Regions from separate parts of the Homo sapiens genome. Here region 2 is linked to region 1. Evidence: chromatin contacts called from ENCODE Hi-C or POLR2A ChIA-PET data. All regions are on one chromosome and are shown on one strand. Each heading gives the region's core, a stretch centred on a gene start or an enhancer-like site at or near the end of the contact. The rest is flanking DNA. Distances are from core to core; before and after follow the strand shown.

The links. Hi-C counts contacts between places; a loop is a spot of excess contacts on that map. ChIA-PET counts read pairs that join two places held with the same protein, here RNA polymerase II (POLR2A). Pooled maps may share reads with other maps.
Region 2: a map of right lobe of liver shows a loop between it and region 1 (2.3-fold over the local background). The contact joins two enhancer-like sites. A Hi-C loop is called at or near these places in 18 of 168 maps with a recorded cell type or tissue (CD4-positive, alpha-beta T cell, Calu3, GM12878 and 12 more), 8 of 37 single-sample maps with no recorded cell type and 25 of 50 pooled maps. POLR2A ChIA-PET finds 5 or more read pairs at or near these places in 7 of 52 experiments (H1, IMR-90, Panc1 and 4 more).

Annotation. Positions count from the first base shown.
Region 1 is chr11:67,128,212-67,135,228 of GRCh38, forward strand. All of the region lies in intron 2 of KDM2A (lysine demethylase 2A), which reads left to right. It overlaps LOC124902695 (a long non-coding RNA gene), which reads left to right and starts at 6,400. Exons shown (of 2, transcript XR_007062740.1): 1 at 6,400-6,436. Within about 2 kb of position 2,045, at least 3 of the 41 ENCODE cell types and tissues checked have a DNase peak (open chromatin) inside an H3K27ac peak, as active enhancers do.
Region 2 is chr11:67,162,936-67,170,669 of GRCh38, forward strand. All of the region lies in intron 2 of KDM2A (lysine demethylase 2A), which reads left to right. Among named protein-coding and RNA genes, the nearest start is that of KDM2A, 48 kb to the left of the region's middle. Within about 2 kb of position 6,141, at least 6 of the 41 ENCODE cell types and tissues checked have a DNase peak (open chromatin) inside an H3K27ac peak, as active enhancers do.

The DNA of each region.
Region 1 (7,017 bases), core at 795-3,294:
AGGCTGGTCTCGAACTCCTGGGCTTAAGTGATCCTCTCTCCTGCCTGGAGGCCTCTCCAGCCTCCCCAGCTCCTGGGATTATAAGTGTGAGCCACTGCGCCTGGACCCGTTCCCACTCTGAGGTCTTTCTGACTGAGAATGGACTAGATAAAATAGAATATTTATTTTAAGCCTTTTTTTTTTCTAGTATGAAAGTATAATGTTAGCTAGAAAAAATTATATGTGGTCTACATTGTTGAATTAGTTTATTTCTAATTATTTTATGAGATTTAGTCTTTAGTCTGTGTTGGTAGAGAGTGCACTGGTCTCATTGTTGCGGCCTCCCTCCTAATAATGTAGGAAAAACTTGACCATTTTTGGGTGATTCAAAAATGCAGATAATGACAACTAATTTTTTATTCTTATACATCAGTCTTCCACAGTAAGCTATATTTTGGGCCCCTAGAATGAGGATTAAATTTAAGCCCTATTATTTTCTGTTGTTTTATTTTGCTGAGCATTAATCACTACTGTACTTTGTGTATAGCTTTCCACTAGAGTATAAGCTTCTTGAGAGTTGGGGCTTTGTTTTTGTTTATGCTGTGTGCTAGATGCTTCAAATAGGGCCTAACACATAGCAAGTGCTGAATAAGTATTTGTTGATATTGTTGAAAGCCTGGATATATGCTCTTCTTTGCTACCAATTTTCTTGAATGCTAGGATTAAGCCACTAGAGTGGAGGAGGGTCTGGATGCAGTGGCTCTCACCTGTGGTCCCAGCTACCCAGGAGGTTGAGGCAGAAGTATCATTTGAGCCCAGGGGCTTAAGGCTGTGATGAGCTATGACTGTGCCAGTGCACTCCAGCTTGGGCTACAGAGCAAGACCCTGTCTCTAAAAAAATGAATAAATTAGAATGGAGGACACTTTGGCAGGTAGGGATGAGGAGGATATCTGGATATTGGGTCTTGCAGTGTAGATAAGAAACAGAGACCTAAACTATAACAAATAAAAACGTATGTGTAGCACACATGTCAGACTACCACATTGATGATGTTTGGTATTTGGACCATTTAGAACAAATAATAAAGTGTCTAGTTGATTTTAAAAGTTTAGTCTGTCTAGGTACAGTGACTTAGGCCTGTAATCCCAGCACTTTGGGAGACCAAGGCCAGTGGAATGCTTGACGTCAGGAGTTGAAGACCAGCCTGACCAACATGGTGAAACCCCGTCTCTACTAAAAATACAAAAATTAGCCGGGCATAGGCCGGGCGCGGTGGCTCACACCTGTAATCCCAGCACTTTGGAAGGCCGAGGCGGGCGGATCACAAGGTCAGGAGATCGAGACCATCCTGGCTAACACGGTGAAACCCCGTCTCTACTAAAAATACAAAAAATTAGCCGGGCGTGATGGTGGGCGCCTGTAGTCCCAGCTACTTAGGAGGCTGAGGCAGGAGAATGGTGTGAACCCGGGAGGCGGAGCTTGCAGTGAGCCCAGATCACGCCACTGCACTCCAGTCTGGGTGACAGAGCGAGACTCCATCTCAAAAAAAAAAAAAAAAAGAAAAAGAAAAATAGCCGGGCATAGTGGCACATGCCTGTAATCCCAGCTACCCAGGAGGCTGAGACAGGAGAATCGCTTCAACTCGGGAGGCAGAGGTTGCTGTACGCCGAGATCGTGCCACTGCACTCCAGCCTGGGCGACAGAGACTCTGTCTCAAAAAAAAAAATTAAAAAAATTAAAGTTTAGTCTGAATTTTAAGCTCTCCTATTCTTTTTTTTTTTTTCTTTTGTGAGACAGTTTCACTGTGGTCACTCAGGCTGGAGTGCAATGGTGCGATCTCTGCTCACTGCAACCTCCGCCTCCCGGGTTCAAGTGATTCTTCAGCCTCAGCCTCCCTAGTAGCTGGGATTACAGGCGTCCGCCACCCCACCTGGCTAATTTTTTTTTTTTTCTTGCACCAAAGCTTTCTAAAGTTAGTGATTTATTTCTGACAAGTTTGCAAAACCCAAGAGAGAGCAGTTTTCTGGGTTGAACTCATACTTCGTGTTTACTCGAGTCTGAGTCACGGCACCTGACTTCCTCACAGGTGCACCTGACTGCTCTTTACCACCTGGCTAATTTTTATATTGTTTTAGTAGAGACAGGGTTTCACCATGTTGGTCAGGCTGGTCTCAAACTCCTCACCTCCAGTGATCCGCCCACTTCGGCCTCCCAAAGTGTTGGGATTACAGGCGTGAGCCACCATGCCCGGCCTTAAGCTCTCCTGTTCTAATCCTGTCCTAAACTGTGCCTAGGTTTTGCTGACCTTTAGACAGCCTTAAAGCTGTGAAGTTGCAAGTGATGATGTTTGTGTTATTCTCGGGTCTTGGTTTTGGTTATTAAGTCAAGGAATTGATACATTATGTATATCATGTAGATAGACATACATTCTTTGTATCTTTCTATTTTGGGGGGGTAACGGACACTCTTAATTAGGTTTCATTAATTTTCTCTGTTTATCTCACTTTTGGAATAATACTTTATTTTTGCATTGCACTTTCACATCAAAAAGGGTTAAAATTCAGTAAACATTTATTATATGCCAGATAGTAGGCTAGGTTCTTTCATATATATTACCTTATTTAATTCTCAAAACAACCCTGGAAGGTAGATGGTATCGTTTTAAACCTTGATTTTTTTTTTTTTTTTAATTATGGAGAGAGAGGCCCAGGGAGGGGCCATGACTTGCCCAAGATCACAGAGTCGGTAAGAGGTGAAACCAGACCTTGAACTCAGGTACCCTGACTCCAAACTCCCAGGTTTCTTCTCTCATACCATCCAACGTCTCTTGTGTACTTTATACAGAAAACAGGCCGGGTGCAGTGGCTCACGCCTGTAATCCCAACTACTTTGCAAGGCCGAGGCGGGCAGATTGCCTGAGGTCAGGAGTTCAAGACCAGCCTGGCCAACATGACGAAACCCCATCTCTACTAAAAATACAAAATTAGCTGGGCATGGTGGTGCACGCCTGTAGTCCCAGCTACTCGGGAGGCTGAGGTGGGAGAATCGCCTGAACCTGGGAGGTGGAGGTTGCTGTGAGCTGAGATCTCACCGTCGCACTCCAGCCTGGGTGACAAGAGCGAAACTCCGTCTCAAAAAAATAATAATAATAACACTCTTACTCCACGGTGTGTAGGCTGAGTACTTTCTCTCTTTTGAGGCTACTTTAGTGTTTTCTTTTCTTTTTTTTTTTTTTTTGAGATGGAATTTCGCTCTTGTCGCCCAGGTTGGAGTGTAGTGGTGCGATATTGGCTCACTGAAACCTCTGCCTCCCAGGTTCAGGCAATTCTCCTGCCTCAGCCTCCTTAGTAGCTGGGATTACAGGCGTGTGCCACCACGCCTGGCTAATTTTTGTATTTTTAGTAGAGATGGGGTTTTACCATATTGGCCAGGCTGGTCTGGAACTCCTGACCTCGGGTGATCCACTTGCCTTGGCCTCCCAGAATGCTGAGATTACAGGCATGAGCCACGACTTTCCGCCTACTTTAACATTTTCTTGCTAACGTCTGTCTGCTTAACATCCTGAATTAGATAGCTATAAATATTTGATAGCCAGTGTTTGATTATGTTTCAAACAAAGATGGCACATTCTTTCTTTTCATGAACTTTGAACTTATTGCACTTGATCTGTTAAAACGGCAGTATTGTGCAGTTTGTGTGTATGTCAAGGCTTTTATTTATGTATGTCACTCATATCCTTGTTTTCTGTTTTAAATTTTAGGTTCTTGGGGTTTTTCTCTGTCTGTGAGTACTTGGTAAAAAGTTAAACCCTAAAGATAAAAGGCAGCAAATAGTGACCAAACGAATGTTTTTGGCAAATACATTGGTGAAGGCCTCCTTCAGGTAGGTAGAGAGGAGGAGGGAAGAGGGTGGCCTTTCAGGTGGTAAAGACAGCATAAGCTTTATACTACTACTATAAGGCCTATTCTGTGGATCTCTGATAGATGAGCAGACTGAAGTAGGTGGTGTCTTTTGAGGGGCACTGCTGATAACGTTGGGTAGAAATTTTAAACAACTTTGAAAGCCAAGTATGGACATAGCCATTAGAAGTTTTGTTTTTTTTGTTTTTTGGATATGGAGTCTCACTGCGATGTCCAGGCTAGAGTGCAATGGCACGATCTCGGCTCACTGTAACCTACGCTTCCTGGGTTCAAGCGATTCTCCTGCCTCAGCCTCCCAAGTAGCTGGGATTACAGGCACGTGCCACCACGCCCGGCTAATTTTTTGTATTTTTAGTAGAGACGGGGTCTCAACTATTATTGGCCAGGCTGGTCTGGAACTCCTGACCTCAAATGATCCGCCTGCCTCGGCCTCCCAAAGTACTGGGATTATAGGCATGAGCCGCTGCGTCCAGCCAGTTTGTTTTTAATATAACAGTGATTTGGCCAAAGTGGCATTTTGGGAGTAATGTCTCCAGTTTCAGGTCGGGGTGGTCTAGAAAGAAATTCAAATAGCTTGCCTTTTGAGGTGACAGGAACCCTGAACTCTTAAGGCAGTGGTTTTCAAAGTGTAGGTCTCTCATTAGCAGCATGAGCATTAACTGAGTGTCTGGGAACATATTAGAATGCAAATTCTTGGGCCCCACCCCAAACTTACTGAACCAGAAACTCTGGAGTTGGGGCCTAGCAATCTGTGTTTTAACAAGACAGGTGATTTTGATCCACGCAAAAGTTTGAGAACCATTGCTGTGGGTTATAGGTAGAAATGGAAAGGAAGAGATAGAAGCAAGACACATTGGCAGTGAAGGACTGACTAAACTTTGTAACTGATGGATAGCAGCATGTTATGATAGAGAAGAGTACTTAATTGGGGATGTTGAGCCTTGAGTTTTAGTATCAAGTCTCTTACCAATTGTGCTTTTATTCGTATTTATTTATTTATTTTTTGAGAGGGAGTTTCACTCTTGTTGGCCAGGCTGGAGTGTAATGGTGCTATCTTGGCTCAGTGCAATCTCCGCCTTCAGGGTTCAAGCACTTCTCCTGCCTCAGCCTCCCAGGTAGCTGGGATTACAGGCGTGCGCCACCACACTGCGCTAATTTTGTGTTTTTTTTTGTAGAGATGGTGTTTTACCATGTTGGTCAGGCTGGTCTCAAACTCCTGACCTCAAGTGATCCACCCGCCTTGGCCTCCCAAAGGGCTGGGATTATAGGTGTGAGCCACCGTGCCTGGCCTATTTTTATTTTTTGTTTTGAGACAGAATCTCACTCTGTTGCCCAGGCTGGAGTGCAGTGGCCTAATCTCTGCTCACTGTAACCTCTGCCTCCTGGGTTCAGGTGATTCTTCTGTCTCAGCCTCTCCAGTAGCTTGGATTACAGGCTCCCACCACCACGCCCGGCCAATTTTTATATTTTTAGTAGAGACGGGGTTTTGCCATGTTGGCCAGTCTGGTCTTGAACTCCTGACCTCAGGTGATCTGCCCACCTCGGCCTCCCAAAGTGCTGGGATTACAGGCGTGAGCCACCGCACCCGGCTTCCAACTGTGGTTTTTTTTTTGAGACAGAGTCTCTGGCTCCTAGGCTGACGTGCAGTGGCGCCATCTCGGCTTACTATAACTTCCGCCTCCCAGGTTCAAGCGATTCTCCTGCCTCAGCCAGCTGGGTTTACAGCCCTGCGCCACCACACCCAGGTAATTTTTGTATTTTTAGTAGAGACAGGGTTTCACCATGTTGGTCAGAGTGGTCTCAAACTCCTGACCTCGTGATCCTCCCACCTCGGCCTCCCAAAGTGCTAGGATTAGAGGCGTGAGCCACCATGCCCGGCACCAACTGTGGTTTTAAACAAGAAAACTGACCTGTCCTTGTTGAAGTTGTACAGTGTGCTTTCTGAGGATTTTGAAGGCAAAGACAAATGAAATACTAAGGTAGACTTTGGGATTTAGCTTGGATTACCAGGAAGACTGGGGGAAAGATTTTTTGAAACTTTGAGGAGAGAATATGAGTGGATGAGGCTTTAGACAGTTGGAGATACTAGAAGATTTAAAGCAGATTCTCAACTGGGGATGATTTTGCCCCCAAGGAAACATTTAGCAGTGGACATTTCTGATGGTCAGACTGGGGTAGTGCTACTGGTATTTAATGAGTAGAGGCTAGGGATGCTGCTAAAGCATTCTGCAGTGCACAGGACAGCCCTAACTACGATGAATGAACAGGTCCAGAATGTCAGTAGTACAAGGTTGACAAACCCTGATGTAAAGGGAAATACCCAGTAGATAGGTTGCATGTTTCCGTCCTGATTATCTGCTATTCATTTTATAATTTTATTTTTTAAAGTTTTATTTATTTATTTACTTTTTTTTTGAGACAGTCAATCTGTTGCCGAGGCTGGAATGTAGTGGTGCGATCTCGGCTCACTTAAACCTCTGCCTCTTGGGTTCAAGTGATTCTCCTGCCTCAGCCTCCTGAGTAGCTGGGATTACAGGTATGCGTCGCCACGCCCAGCTAATTTTTATATTTTTAGTGGAGACAGGATTTCGCCACGTTGACTAGGCTGGTCTCGAACTTCTGACCTCAGGTGATCCACCTGCTTCAGCCTCTCAAAGTGCTGGGATTACAAGTGTGAGCCACCTCACCTGGCCTTGAATTTTAGATAAATCTAACACAAAACATCTCAAAAGCAGTCTCACATTGTGTTTCCCACATCATGCTTTGCAAAAGTAAGCATGAAGCCCTTTTTCTGTTGTTGAATTTTCACAAAACTAACTTCATGGTCATGACAATCCTCAACCCAGTTGCATATTTTCTTTACTCCTTTTAACATACGCAAAGATCAACTTATTTCGGTAACATAAGCATTCACTGTCTAGACATCAGTCATTAAGCTACAGCAGATAAGATTTTCTTTTTTTTTTTTCCCCCTGAGACGGAGTTTCACTTTTGTTGCCCAGGCTGGAGTGCAATGGCGCGATCTCGTCTCACCACAACCTCCGCCTTCTGGGTTCAAGCGATTCTCCTGCCTCAGCCTCCCGAGTAGCTGGGATTACAGGTATGCACCACCCTGCC
Region 2 (7,734 bases), core at 4,891-7,390, 39 kb after region 1:
CTGGCCTCAAGTGATCCTCTTGCCCCAGCCTCCCAAAGCGTTGGGATTATAGGCTTGAGCCACCAAGCGTGGCCATGATTTCTTTTTCTTAAAGTTAGGAATTGAACTGTATCCTACTTTTGTTAGTTACTTCTCTTCTCCTTTAGTTTGTTTTCAGCCTTCTGCCCTAGTCAGACTGATATCCAGAATTTTGCTCTTGCATAACTTCATTGCTACTCTGTCTTCTAGCGCTACACTTTCGTATTTATGTTTGACCTTCCTTCAAACTCTCTTGAAGGATCAGCAGCTGCATAACCAACTCTACCACTTAGGGCAGGGCCTTCTCAAATAACATCTTGCAGAGATGGCCACTTCATATTAAATCGGTGGCAGGATACAGTTGTTGAATTTCATAAAATTTCATCCCTAGGATTAGACATTTGATATGAAGAGATTTAGAGATGGAATCATAAAAGAGTTAATTCCAAAAGGTATGGACTTGGAAAATTCTATGACTTGGAATGATAAAGAAGGACATTTAATGCCATTGGAGAAGAGGCAAGTATGACTTATCTCTAGCCACTTAGGCCATTCTTTTTGGGACATACAGTTGATTTCCAGTCCAATGTAGAATCATGTTCAAAATCACAATTGCTGGGCCAGATGCCGTGGCTCACGCCTGTAATTCCAGCACTTTGGGAGGCCAAGGCAGGCAGATCATGAATGAGGTCAAGAGATCGAGATCATCCTGGCCAACATGGTGAAACCCCGTGTCTACTAAAAATACAAAAATTAGCTGGGCGTGGTGGTGCGTACCTGTAATCCCAGCTACTCGGGAGGTTGCAGCAGGAGAATCGCTTGAACCTGAGAGTCGGAGGTTGCAGTGAGCCGAGATAGCACCACTGTACTCCAGCCTGGTGACAGAGCGACACTCCATCTTAAAAAAAAAAAAAAAAATCACAGTTGCTGATATTTTTTGAGTATGTGCTAGATACTTTACATCTTTCATTTAATCCTCATACAACCCTGTGGAATGGCTTCTGTTATTACTAGTTAAGTAGGTCAGACACAGTGAGAGGCTGAACCAGGATTTGAACTCTAGAAACCTGGTCTGGACCCTGCCACTACTCTATACAGCCTCTTTTTATATATAAGGCCACATTTGCAAAGTATTTGTATATATGTTTTCATTTAAACATCACAGCCATCCTGTGCATTAGGTGACATTCTTGACATTTTCACATGAGAAAATGGAAGCTTAGGGAATTTGAAGCTCAAAGTGGCAGTGCCTAGACCCAGACCTACTTCTGACTCTAATCCATTTGTTCTTCTGATTATGTAGTTTTGCTAAACATAGTAAATATAGGTTCATACCTGAAAGTGAATTTTTGATTTCAGATATAAGAATTTTAGCTTGATTGAAGATGATTTCTTAATGTTTTAGATGGGATACTTAAATCTGGAGAAGTTTAACAGAGATGTGATTATTAACTTACATTTTTAGTTTCTCTGGTGGCTTGTGTATAACTGTTCATTAAGTGTTGATCTTGCTATTGGCCTTTTTTTGTTGTTGTTGTTTTTTTGTAGCGATGGGACATTGCTCTTTTACCCAGGCTTGGTCTTGAACTCCTAGTTTCAAGTGATCCTCTACCATGGCCTCCTAAAGCACTAGGATTACAGGCATGAGCCATCACACTTGACTGCTGTTGGACTTTTTTTTTTTGGAAACGACATCTTGCTCTGTCGCCCAGGCTGGAGTGTAGTGGCACAATCTCGGCTCACGGCAACCTCCACCTCCCAGGGTCAAGCGATTCTTCTGCCTCAGCCTCTTGAGTAGCTGGGACTGGTTATTTTTTGTATTTTTAGTGGAGGTGGGGTTTCACTATGTGGGCCAGGCTGGTCTTGAACTCCTGATCTCAAGTGATCTACCCACCTCGGCCTCCCAAAGTGCCGGGATTACATGTGTGAGCACCGCGCCTGGCCTGCTATTGTACTTTTTAATGATGTTAGTCAGTTTACCACTCTTAGAGTAACTTTCTTAGGTAATTTCAGCGATGAAGACATAGTTTTCTCTGCTTTAACTTTAGTTGGTGCAGATGGGGTGACTGAACACATAGAAGGAAAGAGGTCTTGCCAGGACTGTAATGTAATGGTGGTAGTGGGACGGGTAGGAGTATATGTGTTTGAAGGGAGTAATTTAGAATACCAACTTTTTTTTTTTTTTGAGACCGACTTTCACTCTTGTTACCCAGGCTGGAGTGCAGTGGCGCGATCTTGGCTCACCGCATCCTCCACCTTCTGGGTTCAAGCAGTTGTCCTGCCTCAGCCTTCCTGAGTAGCTGGGATTACAGGCATGCGCCGCCACACCTGGCTAATTTTGTATTTTTAGTAGAGACGAGGTTTCTCCATGCTGGTCAGGCTGGTCTTGAACTCCTGACCTCAGATGATCTGCCCACCTCAGCCTCCCAAAGTGCTGGGATTACAGGTGTGAGCCACCGCACCCAGCTTAGAATACCAACTCTTGATCTTATGCCAGTTCCTTCTAAAGCTTCTACTCCTAGATGTGAAATTTCATAAATCTTAAGTTTGACAGTTTGAAATAGAGGTCATTTGTTGATTAAGAGACTGACCTTTGTCTATGAATCAAAACATTAATCACAGCTCCAGAGAGAAGGATCATGTAGGAAAGCTTCCTGATGAGAGGAATGTAGCAAAGCTGGAAAATAGGTGCATTTATAGACTATCTTCTGGTTTCAAGTGACTGCTTGCTATCTCCCTTAATTCACTTAAAGACTTAGGAGAAACAGCATGTGTGACAAATTTCATGGTTTTTATCATTAACCAAGCAAAGATCTAGAGTTAGTGTTTTTTAAGACAAGCTGTTCTTTCAGGTTTATAGTAACCTTTCTTGACTGGCAAAAAGAAAGGTCACTCTTACTTCCCCTTTAGATTTACGGTCAACTTTTAGGGGTTTTTTCTTTTTCCATAACTTCTTATTTGTATAATACTTTCATTAATCCTTATATTCTAGGAACTAAATTGGCATGACCAGTACCATGTATTATACTGATGACTTAACAGTTGCATCAATTATAAAAGGTGGTGAAGAAACTAGGCATTATCTTTGTTTCCCTTTTCTGTGTTTGTTGATACAGAAATCAGGCAGTAAACAGAAGTATTCAGGGAGTATTTGTATTTCAGTAGGTGTTTCACTGGCTAATGAAAATCAAGTTAAAAAATTGGTTGACTTTCAGGAGAAACAATATTTCTCTTTTTTTTTTTTTTTTTTTGAGACAGTCTCACTCTATCGCCTAGGCTGGAGTGCAGTGGTGTGATCTCGGCTCACTGTAATCTCTCCCTCCTGGGTTCAAGTGATTCTCGTGCCTCAGCCTCCCAAGTAGCTGGGACTATAGGCACATGCCATCATGCCCGGCTAATTTTCACATTTTTTAGTAGAGACAGGATTTTGTCAGGTTGGCCAGGCTGGTCTCGAACTCCTGACCTCAAGTGATCCGCCCGCCTTGGCCTCCTAAAGTGTTAGGATTACAGGAGTGAGCCACGGTGCCTGGCTGAGAAACTGAATATTTCTGAGTTATATTATTGTTTCCAATAGTAGTATTTGTGTATGAGGGTGGAGTGGGGGTGCTTTAAAGATTACTTCTTGCCCGGCATGGTGGCATAAGACCTGTAGTCCCAGTAACTTGAGAGGCTGAGGCAGGAGGATCTCTTGAAGCAAGGAGTTCTGGGCTGTAATGCAGTATACAGATCAGGTATCTGTACTAAGTTTGGCATCAATATGGTGACCTCCCAGCAACTGGGGACCAAGAAGGGAGTACACTGGTTCAGGTTGGAAACTGAGCAGGTCAAAACTCCTGTGCTGGGCTGAGCGTGGTGGGTCATGTCTGTAACTCCAGCAATTTGGAAGGCCAAGGCGGGCGGATCACTTGAGGTCAGGAGTTTGAGACCAGCCTGGCCAACGTGGCGAGACCTCGTCTCTACTAAAAATACAACAAATTAGCCAGGCGTGGTGGTGCACGCCTGTAATCCCAGCTATTCAGGAGGCTGAGGCAGGAGAATCACTTGAACCTGGGAGACGGAGGTTGCAGTGAATTGAGATCATACCATTGCACTCCAGCCTAGGCGACAGAGCGAGACTCTGCCTCAAAAAAAAATTAAAAAGTTTAATATTGCGAGTTACTGCTTTTGTTAGCACCCAAGGAGACAAATATATGCATATTCTAGTAAAACCTTTGGAAAAACCAAGAATGTGCCTTAGATATAACATCTAAACTCAGATTGCTTCTCTTCAAGATGATGTTGAGATGCCTTATCCTCATCTTGAATTGATAGCCACATTTTGTTGTTGTTGTTGCAGAGTTGTGATGATATCATAGTTAAATGTGCAGCAAGCACACTGAACAGTTGATTATACCTGATGGTATGCAGGAAGGCAGGCAACAGTGATGGGAGAGATCTAGCACTTTTAACTCATTTCTTGACCAATTAGTTTTGTGGAGGGCTTGTTTGTGGTCAGGGTAAGTGTATCCCGACTCTTTTAGGATCATTCTGTATATAAGTAGCTATTTGACACTAGTTCTTGGGGGAACTTTTTAGGGAATAGTTTACTTTTGTATATTCATCTTCTCTTGAACATTCTGCCTTCACAGCTATCTTTTTTTTTTTCCTTAAAGGTCCTACTGACTAAATATTTTTTTTTAATCAAGAGACTTAGGTACGCATAAGCTTCCTGCTAAATTCTGTAGACACCTTCTATTTATGGGTTACATTATCTGGTTGTTGGAATTATTGTGATCTAACATTTTTCATGTATGGAAACTGTTCTATGTACTGTTGATCTCTGTAGAATTTGATCTTTTCCAGAATGTATTTGAAGGCTGACCTTTCAGTAAAAGAAATGCAAGCTTTTCAGCCATGTTAATTTATCACTGCATCTTCTTTGTAATATATATGGCAGTTATGTTAAAAGTAAACATGTGTTTTTCCTTATTCTCTGTGCTCAGGCCATTTATCATTTAGGGACAAAAAGTTTTATATAGATCAAAAGATAAAAACTTGGGCCTAAGGCTTAGTCATTGTAAGGCAGTGATTCCGACTCTTTTTATACTTCCTTAGGGCATTTTAATTAAAATCCATCATGAGATATGAAATTATCAAACTTTGTATAACCTTTTATTTTAGAAGAAAGTTTTATATATATCTTATTAATAAGGAGATACTGATAAATCTAGTAAGTGAAGAGAAACCCCCTAAAATTTGAAGAGATCACTGCTATAGAGGAGCAACACAGTCTGTATCTATGGTCTTTGGAACTTGGTAGATGTCCAGTGAAGTTATGCTGAATGAATCAGCATTTTTCTTATGTGGCTTCTTAGGTGGAGCTTCCCCCAAACCCTCTGTGTTAGTTGTTCTTCCTACTGGGCTTCAATAACATTTGTATCTACCTGTCTTAATACATAGCACATTAAATTGTAATTCTATAATTTATTTACATATTTGTTGCCCCCTAGTGGCCAGCAATCTTCTTGAGTGCTAGGACTACATTTTAATTTTTGTATACAGAGTGTCTGGCTATTTTTTCTATATTCAGCATGGTCTTGTATGAATTATAATACACACACACACACACACACAGTCTTGTATGAATTATACACACACACACACACACACACACACACACACACACACACACACACACACACACACACACACACACACACACACACACACACGGTCGGGGGGATAGACAGCAATGTCCGTCTATCCACATATGGCCCAGTGTGTGACCTGGCAGCAGTGCTGGGTTTTCAAAAGGTTGCAAAGAAGAAAATGAAAGCAACAGCGTTTTAAAGTTCAGTTGATTTTTTGGATATGTATGCATTCATATGTTGTGGGAGAGCAGAGTGAAAGCCTGAGGTTGCTTTTTCCTTTAAAATGTATTTATTTATTCAAGTACATATTAAGGCTATGAAGTGGGGATTTGGTATATGTTGCAAAGATTCAGATTTAATCCATGTAGTTTTTTTTTTTTTTTTTTTTTTGAGATGGAGTCTCACTCTGTCGCACAGGCTGGAGTGTAGTGGTGTGATCTCAGCTCACTGCAACCTCTGCTGCCGGGGTTCAAGCGATTCTCTTGCCTCAGCCTCCTGAGTAGCTGGGATCACAGGCGCCTGCCACCGCGCCTGGCCAATTTTTGTATTTTTAGTAGAGATGGGGTTTCAACATCTTGGCCAGGCTGGCCTTGAACTCCTGACCTCGTAATCCACCTGCCTTGGCCTCCCAAAATGCTGGGATTACAGGCGTGAGCCACTGCACCCGGCCTAATCCATGTAGCTTTATATAACTTTACAAAACAATGCCCTAAATTTTTTTTTTTTAAATCGTATCACAGTGTGAGACATGAAAATCTAATAGTGACAAGATTGGTTTCTTTCTTTCTTTCTTTTTCTTTTTTTTTTTTTTTTGAGATGAAGTTTCGCTCCTGTTGCCCAGGCTGAAATGCAGTGGCACCATCTCGGCTCACTGCAACCTCTGCCTCCCAGGTTCAAGTGATTCTCGTGCCTCAGCCTCCTGAGTAGCTGGGATTACGGGCCTGAGCCACCATACCTGGCTAATTGTTTTTTGGTAGAGAAGGGTTTTCACCATGTTGGCCAGGCTGCTCTTGAACTCCTGACCTTAGGTGATCCTCCTGCCTCAGCCTCCCAAAGTGCTGAGATTATAGGCATGAGCCACTGCGCTCAGCCCATCACTTGGTTTCTTTTTTCTTTCTTTTTTCTTTTTTCTTCTCTCTCTCTCTCTCCTTCTCTCTCTCTCTCTCTCTCTCTCTCTTTTTTTTTTTTTTTTGAGACGGAGTCTCACTCTGTCACTCAGGCTAGAGTACAGTGGCGAGATCTCGGCTCACTGCAACCTCTGCCTCCTGGATTTAAGTGAGTCTCCTGCCTCAGCCTCCTGAGTAGCTGGGATTACAGGCACGTGCCACCATGGCAGGCTAATTTTTGTATTTTTAGTAGAGATGGGGTTTCACCATGCTGGCCAGGCTGGTCTCGAACTCCTGACCTCGTGATTTGCCCACCTCGGCCTCCCAGAGCGCTGTGATTACTGGCGTGAGTCACCATGCCTGGCCCACAGTTTCATCTTTTTAGAGGTCTATAATAAATTATAACTACAAATATAGGAAGTGAGAACACATTTTCATGGCATACACACAATAAATGTACCGAGTTCAAACACCTTGTGATAGAAAATGCTGATTAGAAATAGCAGTGTTTTCATTTCAGCCAGAATAGTTGAACAACCAGTAGTTTGTCAACGAAAAGCTAGAATTAGAAACCAGGAATGGTGGAATATTAGATAAACAATAATATAGCTAGAAATGTAGTGTCCCTTAACAAATATCAGAAATCTCTTACCCCAGGGAAGATCCTTTGCTAATCCTTTATCCTACCAAGCATGGGGTTTTTTTTTTTTCTTTCTTTCTTTTTTTTTTTTTTTTTTTTTTGAGATGGAGTCTCGCTCTGTCGCCCAGGCTGGAGTGCAGTGGCGCGATCTCAGCTCACTGCAAGCTCCGCCTCCTGGGTTCGCACCATTCTCCTGCCTGAGCCTCCCGAGTAGCTGGGACTGCAGGCACCTGCTACCACACCGGGCTAATATTTTTGTATTTTTAGTAGAAACGGGGTTTCACCATGTTAGCCAGGATGGTCTCGATCTCCTCACCCAGTGATCCGCCCGCCTCAGCCT